Linked DNA regions of Homo sapiens: region 1 is linked to region 2. Evidence: chromatin loops called from intact Hi-C (ENCODE). Cell type or tissue: thyroid gland. All regions are shown on one strand. Each heading gives the region's core, and the rest is flanking DNA. Links, peaks and the distances in the headings are about the cores only.

Region 1 (7,917 bases), core at 2,114-4,613, 500 kb before region 2:
AATGGCCTGTACTGCCCAGATTCCTATCAACATTTTGGTCATGGCCACTTAATCTCTAAGAAGATTCAGGCTCTCCCTAGTCATGAAGTATTCCTCTAAGTCCTCACCAAAATTGCCCTTAGTGCTCCATTCATGTCTTTACCAATTAGTCATTTCCAAAACTTTCCAGGTATTTCCACATTTCAGGTATTTACAGCAACCTTTTCAGGTATTGATAGCAACAGCTGGGTACCAATTTTTTGTCTTAGTTGGCTTTTTGTTGCTATAATTGAATAACTCACACTGGATATAAAGGAAAAATTTACCTCTTACAGTTCTGGGGGCTGTGAAGTCCAAGATCAGGTGGCTGTGTCTGGTCAGCTTCTGGGGAGGGCTTTGTGCTGCATCATGATATGGTTGAAGGCAACACAGTGAGAGAGCAAGAGCATGTGTGTCAACTCAGGTCTCTCTCCTTCATCTTACAACCCCACAAGCCCATCATGGTAACCCCAGCCTGATGACTTTATCTAATTCCAATTAGCTCCCCAAAACCCCACCTTTGATCAGCAAGGGAATTGGGGGATTACATTTTCAACACATGAAACTTGGGAGATATATTTATACTACAGCATTACTTATCACCTAACCTCCACAATCAGTAGTTTGCTTTCTTTGTTTTAATCAGTTTCTATCCGTCCATCAAATAATCTTATTTTCAATCCTTTTCAAGGCAAGTTGCAGACACCCTGACAGAGCATCCCAAATACTTCAGCATGTGTAATATTAACTAGCACTCTACATGTGTTCATGGTTCTTGTTTCTATAGATAAATTTATACAAAGTGGAATACACAGAGCTTCTGTGTACCATTGCATGTGTACGGTACAATGTGCACAGCTGTGTAAGACAAAACCTCTTCAAGATGTAGAACATGACTCCACCCCAGGAAGTACCCCCTGCCCCATGCATCCATCCTCACCCTCATCTCCACAAAGGCTGTTCTCCATGGTTTCATGTTTTCAGAACAAAAAATGTTTTCCCTCATTCAGAATTTCACATGAGAATTTATACTCTGCATAGTCTTCTGTGTACAGCTTCATTTATTCTAGTATTATGTTTTTGAGACTCTTTTACATTATTGCATGTAAACACACTTTGTTCCTTTTAATTTCTGAGTAGTATTTTATTGTATGAATAGATTCCAGTTTATTTATTCACTCTCCTGTTGATAGATACCTGTGATGTCTCTATTTTTTGCTATTTTGAATAAATGTAACATAAAAATTCTTGTATATGGCTTTTTTTGGAAGACATGTTTTTATTTTTCTTGGATAAAATAAATTCCAAGCACATTTATGTAGCCTCCATGAAAGGCCCCACAACAGAGGGTGGAGTGCATCGTAAAAGAAATCAGGGCTATTTCTGACCCTGGGGCCACAGTGCTGCAGGGAGCTAGACTCACCTCCACCTCCTCACCCTTTACCCAGGACACCTAGAGTTTGCTGGAAAGAGTTGGACAGGAATGGAGCCAGAGTTTAATCTTTTCCGACGGTGAGGAAGTGATTGCTTTTCTCTTTAGTCTATGTCTGTGGACATGCTGGAGACATGCCACTCCAGGCAGGCAGCTGGGACCCTAGCAATGGAACCTTATGTCCCCAGTCAGTGGGGCCTGGCAGAGATTTCTGATCCAAAGAAAACACTGCTACCCTGAGTGACTCAAGAGTATAAAGGGTTAGGTCTCAGTCCAGGTTTCTGACCCAACATACAACCCGCATTGACTCTGTGTGTTCAATATACACCACCCAGTAGTAAAATCAAGAATAAACAACCTTAACCAACTCTATCTTAATTACAGAAAAGTTATTACATTTATACAAAATAATACCCTCACAGCAGAAACAGTGCACAAATCAGTACATGCACCATCAGCCATCTGATCCCCAAACGCTCTTTTTTCTAACCCTACACCCCAAACTCCATGTCTCAGAAAACAATAATTGGTTATTATTATCCCTCACAGTTCTGTGGACTAATTGGGCACAGTGAGTGGTTCTCTCTCTGGGTCTCTCAAGTCGTTTAAATCAGATGGTGTTTGGCCTGGAGTCATCCAAAAGGCTTGCTCACTCACAGGTCTAGACATTGATGCTTGATGGCACCTCAGGAGGGGATGCTGGGCAGAATGCTTACATGGGACCTCCCTGTGTGGCCACAACAAAATGTGGCTTCCTCCTGGCTTGGCAGCTGGGTTCCAAGAGCAAGCATCACAAGGCAGAGAGAGCCAGGCTGAAGCAGTAATTCTTTTTAAGACCCAGCCTTGGAAGTCACCCAGTGCCACCACATTCTATTCAGTTGAGAGGAATTACCAAGGCCAGGACACACTCAAGGAAAGGGGACTCGGGCTCCACTTCTTGCTGGGAGGCATGTCAAATAATTTTTAGATGTGGTGTGAAGTCATCAGTTTTTTAAAAAGCCCTATGCACTGTACTGCCATAGGAAAACAAAACAGAGAGCCAGGCGCTTGGGTGTCCATGCTTAGAGAATGAATGTGTACATGCTTAGAGATCCTGACCTGCAGATGTCACCAGAGCTGTGTTTCTTGTAAGACTCTACAGGATGCAGGGATGCTGTTAAACACAGCCACCACCCTTGGCTGCTCGGTCTGTCTGGGCATGTGCCGCACTCACTGCTCCCATCATTAATATGCCAAAAGGGGTCCATGCCACTCCCCACTTGCCTTTTTTCTCACAGCAACATGGAATGGGACAAGGGAGTCTCTGGCATCCTTGGCAAGGGCAGTGGTCAGTGAGCCTAAGAATGTGCTAAGTGGTTGTTGGAGTTGATGTTCTCTGTAACTCCTAAGGAAAGGAAGCTTGTGGCTTGCAGTGTCCGTGTGCAGGATGTGAGTCAGATCTAAAGGAATAGATTCTTACTGTCACTTTTGATATTCCCTAACTCCCTAACCCTAAATCTAATTCATGAGGCGAGACTTCCCCAGTAAAAGGAACCACTTGCTAAGACAACAACAGCAAATGCCTGTGTTCTATGTGGCCAGTTCCCTTCCTCTGAGTCCCTGGTAGACACGACTAGCTAAAAAGATAATTGTTTTCTTGCTGTGCCTAAAAGTATGCATATGTGTGTGTGTGTGTGTGTGTGTGTGTGTGTGTGTGTGTGTGTGACTATGGATAGAAAATTCAATGGCAAAAAGAATGCACCTATTGCACTGGGCAAGCAACGTAACTTTTCTGAGTCCCAGGTTGCTTTCCTGTGAGACAATATTAATGCCTGCCTGTGGACTTCTGCGAATTGAATGCATCACTAGGGATTTTGAAGCAGGAGGGGCTGTTGTTATTTGTGATCAGCACTGCATGGCAAGGCGGGCAGCGGGAGCCCCGCCGCAGGCTTCTGTAAAGAAAGCTGCTGGCTGAGCGCTCCCAGTGTGGCAGCAGCTGGCACGTCTTGTCCTCTAGGGTGTTGGGACCCAGTGTACCATCCAAGGCTGGGCTGGCAGCTTCTCTGTCTATTCTTCAGTCGAATAAATGTCTTTCTTGTCTTAATTACCTCCTTGAGGGCTGAGCATGCCGGTTCTCAAGCTAAAGGGCTAGAGCACTGGAAAGTGGGAATTGTAATAAAAAAGCAACCCTCCCTTCAAGTGGTACTTCTTCCTAATAATGAAGGCTCTATGCATGCTCTCGTCTTGTAAATAACTTCTACCTGGGTCCTATTCGCCTCTCAGCAGCTTTTTAGGAGATTTTGTTGCAAAACATTTTCCACAGAAGTGGAACTGAGACAAAAACAAGGAATGTACTGATACAGTGTTCCTTTTCAGGGTAGGTAGTGGGTGTGGGGAGGGGATAGAGGAGGAGAGGAGAAACTAGCTTGCAAGCTCCAGTTTTTTTTTTTCTTTTTTATTATACTTTAAGTTCTGGGATACATGTGCAGAACATGCAGGTTTGTTACATAAGTATACACATGCCATGGTGGTTTGCTGCATTCATCAACTAGTCACCTACATTAGGCATTTCTTCTAATGCTATCCTTCCCCTAGCCCTCCACCGCCTGACAGGCCCCAGTGTATGATGTTCCACTCCCTGTGTCCATGTGTTCTCATTGTTCAACTCCCACTTATGGATGAGAACATGCGGTGTTTGGTTTTCGGGGGTTCCTATGCTAGTTTGTTGAGAATGATGTTTTCCAGCGTCATACATGTCCGGGCAAAGGACATGAACTCATCTTTTATGGCTGCATATGGCTCCATAGTGTATATGTGCTACATTTTCTTTATCCAGTCTATCACTGATGGGCATTTGGGTTGGTTCCAAGTCTTTGCTATTGTGAATAGTGCTGCAATAAACATCTGTGTGCATGTGTCTTTATAGTAGAATGATTTATAATCCTTTGGGTATATACCCAGTAATGGGATTGCTGGATCAAATGGTATTTCTGGTTCTAGATCCTTGAGGAATCGGCACACTGCCTTCCACAATGGTTGAACTAATTTACATTCCAACCAACAGTGTAAAAGCGTTCCTATTTCTCCACATCCTCTCTAGCATCTGTTGTTTCCTAACTTTTTAATGATCGTCATTCTAACTGGCGTGAGATGGTATCTCATTGTGGTTTTGATTTGCACCAGTTCCAGGGGGCATGGCTGAGAAAATGACAGGTGCAGTGAGAGAAGGCCTGGCCAGCAGGATCATTGCTGCTGGGAATCCATCCCACCTGTGAGCCCGCACCCTCAAAACCCATCTGATCCGATCTCCAGTGAGAAATAGGAGCACTCGTGGAAACCTTCTAGGCCATTTAATCCACTGGCCTCTTTCAACAGATGCAGAACCCAAGGTTACCTACCCAGCTTGAGTAGGCGTGTGGTCTGGAAACCAGCTCTCCAGACTCCAAATGTAGGAAAGAGACTCGAAAACAGTAAAAAGAGCTAACATGTTTAAAGTATTTACTTTTTCCAAGCACTGCACTACACATATGAGACCACATAAGTCATTTTAAGAACTCTAGGCTGGGTGTGGTGGCTCATGCCTGTAATCCCAGCACTTTGGGAGGCTGAGGCGGGTGGATCACCTGAGGTCAGGAGTTAGAGACCATCTGGCCAACATGGAGAAACCCCATCTCTATAAAAATACAAAAAATTAGCTGGGTTTGGTGGCGTGCACCTGTAATCCCAGCTACTCAGGAGGCCGAGGCAGGAGAATCACTTGAACCTGGGAGGCGAAGGTTGCAGTGAGCTGAGATCACGCCATTGCACTCCAGCCTAGGCAACAAGAGTGAAACTCAGACTCCACACAAACAAACTTTATATGGTAACCACATGTGTTAACCTCATTTCACAGAGGACAGACCTCAAACACAGCAAGTTAGAAAGAATTGTCCATGTTTAGATGCCACAAATTAAGGCGACCAGGATGCCCCTAGTAATTTTTCTTAGAGCCTGCACCTTTATCCACTACACTTCGATAACAGTCTAGTCATGATAGCAGTTGCTGTTACTGATATCCTGCTGTAGGACAGGCAGTATACCAGGGGCCGTACATGCACCATCCTATTCAGCCTCTACATCAGCCTTGTAACATCCATCTTTCACAAATGAGAAGAACTGAAACTCAAATCATTAAATCCAGGGCCCTCTTCCACTTACTTGTGCTCCTGAAGGCAGGGTGCCCTGGAGTGGCAAGGACATATATCTGACTGCTTTCCTTGCTTCTTCATTCTCAGCCAGTTGCATATGAATATCTCTATTATACAAACACTACTTTAAATCATCTTCAGTCTCCTGGGATCAAGGAAAGAAAAGTTTAAAATGTAGCACTACTTATCCGGTGTTCAGCTAGTTTAAGGTCTTTCTAGATTTGGCTTGGGAGGTCAAGAGGATAATTACAGCCTATTTGGCATATCAAAGAATGAGAAAAACTTATTGAACAGGGTAAGGACAGAAGTCTTCTGTTTTTTGTTTGTTTTGTTTTGTTTTAGATGGAGTTTCCCTCTGTCACGAGGCTGGAGTGCAGTGGCATGATCTCAGCTCACTGCAACCTCCACCTCCCAGGTTCAAGCAATTCTCCTGCCTCAACCTCCCGAGAAGCTGGGACTACAGGCGTGCAATGCCATGCCCAGCTAATTTTATATTTTTAGTAGAGACGGGGTTTCACCATGTTGGCCAGGATGGTCTCAATCTCTTCACCTTGTGATCTGTCTGCCCCAGCCTCCCAAAGTGCTGGAATTACAGGCGTGAGTCTTCTGTTTTATAATAAAGCATTTGGCTGGCCTTGTCCCCGATTCCTGGCAGGTGTCCTCTATGTCCCTGGAATGATAGGAGTGTCTGTTATTCACGGCAGGCCCCCTCAGATCACACCTGAGTTGAGTTTATGTTAATGAGGTAACTCAAGTGGGCACCAAAATACTTTCAGAAAAGGGGTGGACCATGCTGAACAGACCAACCATGTGATTAGAGATTGGGGTTTTGAGCCAGCTGAGCTTGGCCTGACCTCCCAGGAGAGGAGGGGGACTGCAGACTGAGTTTAATCATGTGGCCAATGATTCAGTCAGGCCTATGTGATTAAACTGCTGGGAAAACTGGCCCCTGAGGCTCGGGTGACTTTGTCTGGTTGGTGATGTACACAGTCGTGCTGGGAGAGGGTACACCCTGAAGCCATGAAGCTTCACGTGCAGAACCCTCCAGAGTTCACCCGTGCAGTCTCCTTTTTACTGGTTCAGGCTTGTATCCTTTTGCTACAATAAAACTAAGCACATAAGGAGGGTGCTTCCCTGAGTTCTGTGAGCTGCTCTAGCATATTATCAAACCTTAGGAGGCAGCAGGAACACCCAAATTTGTAGCCAGTTAGTCAGAAGTCAGCTGGTATCTGAAGTGAGAGCAGTCTTACAAGCCGAGCCTTTAACCTGTGACGTCCGTACAAACTCTGAGTATGTGGTGTCAGAAATGCATTCTACCTGTTTCTTCCCAAAGTGGAGATGTGCAAGAGCTTTTCAGAACAAAGGGCAAAGGCCCTTTTTGTTCATCACAACAAAAAGAAGGCTACGAAGGACTCTGTGGGTTCAATATCCCCCCAGTAGTAATATCAAAAACAACCTTAACCAACTCATCTTAACTACAGAAAAGTTATTACATTTATACAAAATAATACCCTCACAGCAGAAACAGTGCACAAATCAGTACATGTACCATCAGCCATCTGATCCCCAAACACTCTTTTTTCTAACCCTACACCCCAAACTCAGTGTCTTGGAAAACAATAATTGCTTATTATTACCCTTCACAGTTCTGTGGACTAATTGGGCCTAGTGAGTGGTTCTCTCTCTGGGTCTCTCAAGTCATTTAAATCAGACGGTGTTTGGCCTGGAGTCATCCAAAAGGCTTGCTCACTCACAGGTCAAGACTGATGCTGGATGGCACCTCAGTAGGGGATGCTGGGTAGAATGCTTACATGGGACCTCCCTGTGTGGCCGTGGCTTCCTCCTGGCTTGGCAGCTGGGTTCCAAGAGCAAGCATCGCAAGGAAGAGAGAGCCAGGCTGAAGCAGTAATTCTTTTTATGACCCAGCCTTGGAAGTCACCCAGTGCCACCACATTCTATTCAGCTTGCAAGCTGATGTGAGAATTCATGTAAAAAATGGATGGTAAGAGACAAATAGATTGCTTAGCACATAGAAGGTCTTCAGTAAAATATTGGAATACAAAAACATTGCTCAACTTCCAAGGCATAGCCAACATTATGGCCCCCATATGTTCTCCCAAAATTCTGCTTGCCAAAGACCTCCATCTGAGTTGAGTCACCCTGGGACCTTGAGAGCCAGTCCATCAAGAGAAGGGACCCAGTGTCTCTTAGGGATGATGGGTTGGATGGGTTGTGGGAAGCAGGAGGTCCCTCATGACATGGAAGACAGCTGCTGCAGAGGCTTGTTGAGGGTGGGAGCCA
Region 2 (7,917 bases), core at 3,310-5,809:
TTTTACAACTGGAAAATTTATATCCATCCTCCTTAGCTCTTAAATTTTTTTAAATTATATTTCATCCTTCTGTCCTTTTGTGCTTTGGTCTCCAAAACTTCTTATGCCGAGTCTCCAGGTCATTCCAATGCTCTTCGGCTGTGTCCATTCAACTGTTCATCCTATCTATTAAATTTTCACTTCCAAAACCATCAGTTTATCATTTATTTTCATATGTATCTGTTCTTGTTTCATGGAAGCAGTATTTTCTCTGATCTCTCCAGTGTTATTAATCATACTTCTCTTGAGGTCTTATTTGTTTGTGGTCTAGTAAGTTTTCCCCTCTTGTCTTTGGAGAGTATCATGGAGGGTGTTGAAGGGTGAGGATGAAGGCAGCAATGGGGTATGCTTCCAAGTAGGATGTGCCAGTGTCCCCAGCCTTCCAGGAAAGCTCCTGCCTCTTAAGATAGAGCCCCCACACTCACGGGCCTGCTGGGGGCCAAATGACTGACTTGTCACCACTTGGCAAGAATTGCTGGGAAAAGAGATTATTCCCCATCCCCCTAAGTGCTTCTTTCACACTTTCCTCGCCTGCTCACCACAATGGCACTCCCAGGCTCTCTCCTCTTTCTTGTATCTGTTGTTTGAATTCCTAGCTAAAGGGCTCCTAGACATTCTCCACATTTGCTCCAGATCTCAGAAGTATACACTAGGGCCTTCTTATGCATAGTTTTCTTCCGTAATCTGGCTCTAACTATCTTCTCTCCCATAGGCATTCATCAAAACATCTGTATCACTGATGACATCCTTTGGTTTCCCATCAATGTCATGTAGTTAGTCTCTTTGCAAAATACATTTTATAATTTCCAGTGATTGGATGTAGGAGGGGAGCTTGGTGCCTATGGTTATTCACCTTGATCTAAATCCTTGGCTTGGAGAAGAAGAAAATAAGCAATGAGGAAGTTGTGCATTTTGTTCAAGATCTCTCCCGCTGGCAATGACAGATGGGATGGTACCTGCACGTCTATGATGTCAGAGCCTATGTCCTTTCCATCACATGCCGTGTGGCTCTGTAACCAGAGAGAATTCTTGGGTACATAAAAATGTAGAGTCTCAGTGATATGGTTTAGATGTGTGTCCCCTCTAAATCTCATGTTGAAATGGAATCCTCAGTGTTGGAGATGGGCCCTAGGGGGAGGTGTTTGGGTCACAAGGAGAGATCCCTCATGAATGGCGTGGTGCTGTCCTCACAATAGCAAGTGAGTTCTCCTGAGATCTGGTTCTTTAAAAGTGTGTGGCATCTCTCCATCTCTTTGTCCTGTTTCCACTCTCCCACGTGAGACACCTGCTTCCCCTTCACCCTCCACCATGATTGTAAGCTTACTGAGGCCCTCACCAGAAGCAGATGCCAGTACCACGCTTCTTGCATCTGCAGATCCATGAGCCAATTAAACCTCTTTTCTTTGTAATTTACCCAGCCAGGTATTTCTTTATAGCAATGCAAGGATGGCCTAACACACTCAACAAGTGTAGTTATTATTCTTGGGAAGTACATTTGGTGATGAATAGTGAGTAGCTATAGAGCTGGCTTTTGAGAAACTTCTCTTGCAAGAATGGAACAGGCACAAGTAGGAGGTGGTGGAGACTATAAACTGGAGGGGTGGAGAGAGGCAATCTGGGAGACCAGGTCTGGGGGTGTCCTGGGTGGGCAATGAGAGGAGGTATATACATGCCCATCTTCAGCAAGCTAATGTGGGACAAGCCAACATTAACCATCACTAAGCTCTTGCAAGTTTGTTTTCTAAAGTGCTGGTCCCTCAGCCTGAGATCTCAGGGATTAGTCTGGCTTACCTGAAGAAAAGCTGCTGCACAGATTCCTTCCTGTGCACTTTTCTTTCCTTTGTCTGGCAAGACCTCACCCCACTCTGGCAGCCCTGCTCCCCCTCTTTTTGAGACTGTATTCCTACTGAGTAGCATGGCCACCCTCTTCAGAGTCTGCCGGTCAGCTGAAAATTAGCCACAAACATTTCCCAGGCTACAGGGAGCAAGTGATGGCGGCAAAGCAGGCTGCTGGCTAAAACGTACTGGGAACTCATACGTAGCAGGAGCAAGTAGAGGGAATAGGGCTGCCACCAAGTCCTCCTGCACTGGTGCAATGGTCGTCTCTCCTTCAGGCAATTCTCCCCTACCTGACGTGCAATGGTGTGTGCCCCAGACTTTTTCCAGAGGCAGGGCATCAACATGCAGTAGACATGCCTGCATGTACACATACATACTTGCAGGCCTGTGCACACACACATACCAGAAAAATTAATCCAAGCATTAAAGTAAATGTTTAGAAATCACAATAAGCTGGGGAGCAGATTCCAGGAAATGCTCCGAGGTCGGTGGAGAGATGCAGGCCTGCTCTGTGGGGGACAAGCTGGGGCTGGGGAGGTGGTGTGTGACTCCCAGCCTTGCTGCACCAAAGTTCTAGGTGCTAAGTTCTACATTCTGGGCTCTTGGCCATAAACTGCACAATGCCCCACTTAAAGTAGAAGAGTCCAGGCAGAAATCAAGGATGCAGGAAGGAAACTAAAATCTACTAAGGAACTAGTATCTGTTGAGCATCTATTTGTGAGGCCCAGAGCCAGGCATTTTTATCTTCATATCCACTACCTCATTTAAAGACTTCCTTCATTTAGCAGATGAGGAAACTGAGGCTCAGTGCTCTGAAGATGACCTTGTCTACACTGGCTCTGAAAGAGGCAGCAGTGGGTCTGGATGCTCTACAGGGTTGTGTGGGAACCCACGGATGCAATATGAACCTAGGGTCACACCCCAAACGGTCACATTCTTCAGGCCAAAGAGGGACAGCAGTGGGACGGGAGGGCTTTGGAAGCTTCCAGTTGCAAATCAAGCTCTGACTTAATGAAAAACTGATTAGAGAAATCTTGCCTTTCAATAACCAAATAAAAGTTTATGAAAGTAGCACAATTGATTTTCCTCTGAATGAATCATAATTGACATTTAATTACAAAGGCAGTGCTCAAGATGGGAGCTGCGCCAGTTAAGCTCTCTGATTCTCCTCTGCTGCATTTCAGGGCTTTGCAGCCCTAAGGGACGAGTTTTGGAAAACTGTGCGCCATCATGGCAGATTCAAACAGCATCTAGCATCTGTTTCGGTCAACAACTAAAGGCCTACTGTATGTGGAAGCCTGGGTTCCCAGAAGCCTAAGAGAGGCACAGGACACATTTGACTCCCTACTTCCAGGAGCCTACCTTATTTCTGCAGAGAAAGTGCAGGGACAAATACAACTGTGACTAGGGTCCTGCGTGCCTGGCACAGACAAATGAGGAGTCAGAAAGGGAGGTGTGGGCATGGACCGGGGTTTCCAGGGACGGCCCGGGAGGATTCAGGGCTTCAGGTTAGCACAGTATTGAAATAGAAGCCCAGGTATCCCCTGCTCCCGGCGGAAACCCTCTGGCCACTCCACGCTACCCTCAGGCTGAGCCTCCCAGCGGTGTCCAAGGCTCTCCTGGGCTGGGTGCTCTGTCCACCGCGGACTCTCCTCCCTTCACCAGGAGACACCGCATCCCAGCAATGCCACGCTAATGTCGGTGTCCTGTCCACACGGCGACAGCAACGTTGCTCCCCAGATCCGTCCTGACGCTGTCGGCTTTGTGTGTCCTCCCTGTGCTCCCTGTCCCTGCCTGGCCAGCCCCGGCCTCAACAGGCGCTCATCCGCACCGTCCCCGCCTGACGCCTCGTCTGAGCCCGGTGGAGTCCTCAGGAACACCCCTGGTGGCCGCGACATGCGGCTCTCAGCACCCTGGCCTGGGTCTCGGCGCGGTTCCAGGAGTGGCCCGGAAGGTCTGCAGGCCCCAGGAGCCGGACGCGGATGGCGCCGCATCGCAGCAGACCCGGCCTGAAGGCGCCCGGGGACCCCCGCCCGGAGGCGGCCGCGCGGACACCTCGGGGGACCACGGCTCTGCACTTCGCAGTCGGCTCCCCGGGCGGGCGGCGCCTCTCGCCCTCAGTCTCTCTGTCTATAACATGGGCCTGCACAACTGTCCGCCCACACCCAGAAAAATGGCAGCTCTCACTCGGTCTGCTCACGTCCCCCATGATGAAGGCTACTGGCCAGCCAGAGGGGGTGGAGCCGCGGCCCCAAACGCGGCCGCACCAGAAGCCGATTCGGCCAGGGGCTGGGGACTCCAGAATCCCGCGTTTCCCCTCTTCCCCGGCTCCACGGCCTTGACGGTCGGCCTGGCGCCATCTTGTGGCTCCAGGGAGAACTGCAGGCGGCTCTCCAGAGCTCGCTGGTTCTCCTGGGTGGGAGGATGAGGGTGGAGCACGTCTGCAGCTACCCTGAGAGAACTCTTGTTCTAGAATTTGGAACCGATTAAATTAGGCTTCAAAGGACACAAACACGAAAGACCCCGGGATAGGCTTTGCCACACCAGGCCATGTTTCTAAGGCAACCCTGGGCTGCTGGTTTCAGAGGAGGCTGAGCCAGCAGCCAAGGCTCAATTCCCCGGGAACCAAGGCGCTGGGCAGGAGGGGCTGCCAGCATCCGGGCTCCATTCGCCCTTGAAATCCAAAAGAGACAAGCAACTACCCTTACAGACTTCCTCCCATATGTCCAAACTAGCCTCTGTATGGATAAATTGCATCCTTCCTTTGGTAGCATTTTGTTCTTCTAGGTCTGCAGAGCCTGCAGAATGAGACTGCCAATCCAGACATGCGGTCTGAGCCTGCAAACCATCCCCAGGGACAGAGAAAAGGCAGGAGGGAGGGCGAGCCAGAGATGGCCAGGGGACAGGCACAGCCTAGGGCTGGGTTTCTGGCCCAGGGCCTCTCTTGCACTGTGGACACCCACATGCGACCATGTAGTGGCATCTCCACCTGTGCGCCCTGAAGACCACACGCCCCACTTAACTTACGGGTGGTCCCGGTCAGGGCCCCTGACTCACTGCACCACACCATCTTGAACACTTAGCCCGAGCCAACGTGGCCTCCCCAGGAGCCGACACGGCCAGTTATACAGAATTCCTTCTTGTGTCTCTTTAATGACAGAATTCCAAGCTGCTTCGGAATCACAATATGGCCGGGTAAAGATTCCCGTTTGCCTAGGGCTTGGCGGAGTGAGGTGGCCGTGAAATAGCCTAGCCAATGATTTTTACGCCAATGCCCCTGAGGAGGGCGCTGCTTCTAGAATAAAAGGAAGAGTCCCCCCAGAAGGAGCCCCTCCTTCTCCTTCCGTTCTGTGTCCTCCTAAACCTAAGACCTCGGAAGGCGGGGGCCATCCTGCACCCTGGGGCAGCTGGCGTGAAGCAAAAGGCTTCTGGGGACCACGGTGTGTGAGGATAGGGAGGGCCGGGTCCCCAGGGCCTTGCTGCCCCTCCGCGCCCACACCTAGGCTCCGACCTGAAAGTCTCACTGCACAGAACCCACTCATGCTGTCTGTGGAAGCCCCGCGCTTGGATATCATGTTCTGGGGTCCGAGGACACCCTCGAGTGCGTCACCCTCATCCTCACTCTCCTTGCGCAATCCCAGTCTGTCAGTTCCAGCCCCTGTTCCCATCCTGGCTTCTCTGTGTCAACCTTCAGGACCATAATTCAGCAGCCACCTCACCGTGTGGGTCTTTACCCGTGCCCCTCCCTGCCATGAAGTCCCAAAATGCAGATCTGATCCCGGGGTTTCTCCTCTTCAGGGCTCCCCGCCCTCAGCCCCACTGGCCTGGTGGCCTGGTCCGTTCACCTGAGGGCTGGGCTGAGTGTCTCCCCCAGGGCAATCTTTCTCCCAGGAGCACGTGCTACTTGGCAGGGCAGCTGCGTCTGCACCCGGCCTGCGTGGTTCCCAAAGCCTGCGCAGTTCCCCGGGGTTCCCTTCAGGCCGCACACTCCTGCAGCCGGGAGGTCGGTTTGGGCGCCCTTCTCAGCCTCATCTTCCTCATCCAAAAAGTGCTAACTGTGGTACCAAACCCTCAGGGAAGTCAGCGTGGCTTAACCAGAGGACACGCGTTTCCTGTCGCGCTCTGTGTGTGGAGGATGTCAAAGGGGACTCGCGAGGGCAAAGGGGACGCATGAATCAGCACAGGAAGCACTTCATTATGAAAGATGCCTTCAGCTTTAGATCATGAGGCATTTTTCCTCCAGAGGAAAGGGAGTGATATGCTGTGGAGGAAGAGATAGCAAATCGGTGATTAACGATGCAGACAGATTCAGTCCCAGGCTTGCTGCTCACAGGTCCGGGGAGGATCCACAGGCCGCATCCTCCTGGCCGCACTTACCACCAGGGAAGCGGGTGACACACTGCCCGCCTGCCAGACAGTTCAGAGACACGGTCAGGACCCATTGCTACGATGGCTTGCAGAACTGAGACACTCAGAAGAAACCAGTCACCGGGACAGACCACAGCTGGCGGTGCCCCGCACCCCGCCGCTCCCGGCACTGTCACAGGAGGGCGCCAGGGCAGAGCCCTGCACCTGGGTGCACTACGCCTTTCGCGCACCAAGAAACTGCCCACAAGGTGTGGGCCCGCAGGTGCGGCCACGACTGCTGCAAACAAAACAAGGCTTCCAGACACACTCCCAACATTCAAAACTCAAGAACCCTTTGTGCTGTCTGCCCCATCACTTAGGAGGGGGAGTTGGCAGGGGAGAGGGGGAGGCAAGAATGAACCGTGTTTGATTGTGCATCCGCTATGTGTAATAGAGACTTTAAATTCCATGTAATGTTAAATTATAATTTTTCCAACTCAATGAGTTGATTCCATCAGAAACTAGTTCTGATGTGTGTGGCTTTTAAATCTAAGACCACTGCAGCGAAGTGAAAAAGACACCGGCAGTGTCGTCTGGTTTTGACTCTGAGATCTAGCCAGCTCAGAGTTGCAGTGCTGCTTCCAGAACCTTCTTCCCATCACAGCCAAGAGCCCAAGAGTCCTGCATCAGACTAACAGGCAAGGTGGAAATAAAGCAAGCCCGGAAAGGCAGCTACTATGTTAAGCTATGGAAGGGGAGACCAGTGCTGGTGATGTAAAGATCCCTGTGGCTGGAGCCGCCTGCAAGATAGTGTTTCTAAGGCGGATCCACGAGGACCTGCTCTGATAAATTAATCAGACCTATTCTCAATTAGCTCAGCATTTGTATAACAACAATTAATTTCTGTAAAGCCCTCAGACTAATGCTGCTTTGTTAATTAGGTTAGTTGCCCCTTCTGCAGTTTTCAGCCGGCTTAATTGTGCCTAGCAAATGCTTTTTGTCACACACCAGCCCACCGTATCATCCAGGCATGCTTCTGGGTCTGTGGCATCTGCAACAGACATCCACTGAGGATGGCAGGGCCAGGTTCTACCATCAGGGCAGATCCGGTACAGGAACCACACCACTGCAGTGGGCAGCGAGCCCCTGGGCACCAGCATCAAGGCAGCACACCAGGTTCTCTAAAATCCTTAGCAAAGCACCCCTTTGGGAGACACTCCCCTGCTGGCTCTGTCTTTGCATTCGTTTGTTCATCATTTTAATTCTCACAAGAACTCTGGGAGGTAGGGGCAAATGTATCTCACTGTATGTGACCAGCAGCCCTCCTGTCAAGCAAGGTAATACAGCAAAGGAAGGGTGAAATCGGGATTCTGACCCAAGTCCATCTGTCAGTAACAGCCGTGTTCTTTACTCAGCACAAAACTGTGAATGATTAGTCATTATTGCATGTGTTACTCCCAGGGGATTTTGCATTTTGCAATAAGAAAAGGCTTACACAGAGAAATGGACATCTAATGGCCCAGTTCCAGACACTGAGACACTTAAATGAGATATTTCCTAATAGGGTGGTGGGCGGAGGATGTGTTTTCAGCAAGCCCCCATTGGCCAACAGTGTGTGAAAGGGGCCCAACAGAAGCTGTTCACAGGCAGAGCCACCCCTAGTGCAGCATATCCCACAGAGAGCCCTGGAGG

What was found. Hi-C counts contacts between places; a loop is a spot of excess contacts. Peaks named below come from ENCODE experiments on the same cell type or tissue, not always from the same donor. Only the 100,000 strongest peaks of a DNase experiment are listed, where the experiment ranks them.
Region 1: a loop joins it to region 2, with 2.6 times the contacts of the local background. A loop is called at or near these places in 12 of 110 quality-filtered maps.

Annotation. Positions count from the first base shown.
Region 1 is chr2:129,228,895-129,236,811 of GRCh38, reverse strand. No RefSeq gene overlaps it. Among named protein-coding and RNA genes, the nearest start is that of LINC01854, 41 kb to the left of the region's middle. In thyroid gland, for the core only: no CTCF peak of the experiment used is centred there; a DNase peak (open chromatin) is centred at 3,454.
Region 2 is chr2:128,733,103-128,741,019 of GRCh38, reverse strand. No RefSeq gene overlaps it. Among named protein-coding and RNA genes, the nearest start is that of HS6ST1, 420 kb to the right of the region's middle. RefSeq lists enhancers at 6,492-6,551, 7,511-7,620. In thyroid gland, for the core only: a CTCF peak has its summit at 4,246 (motif pointing left); a DNase peak (open chromatin) is centred at 4,209.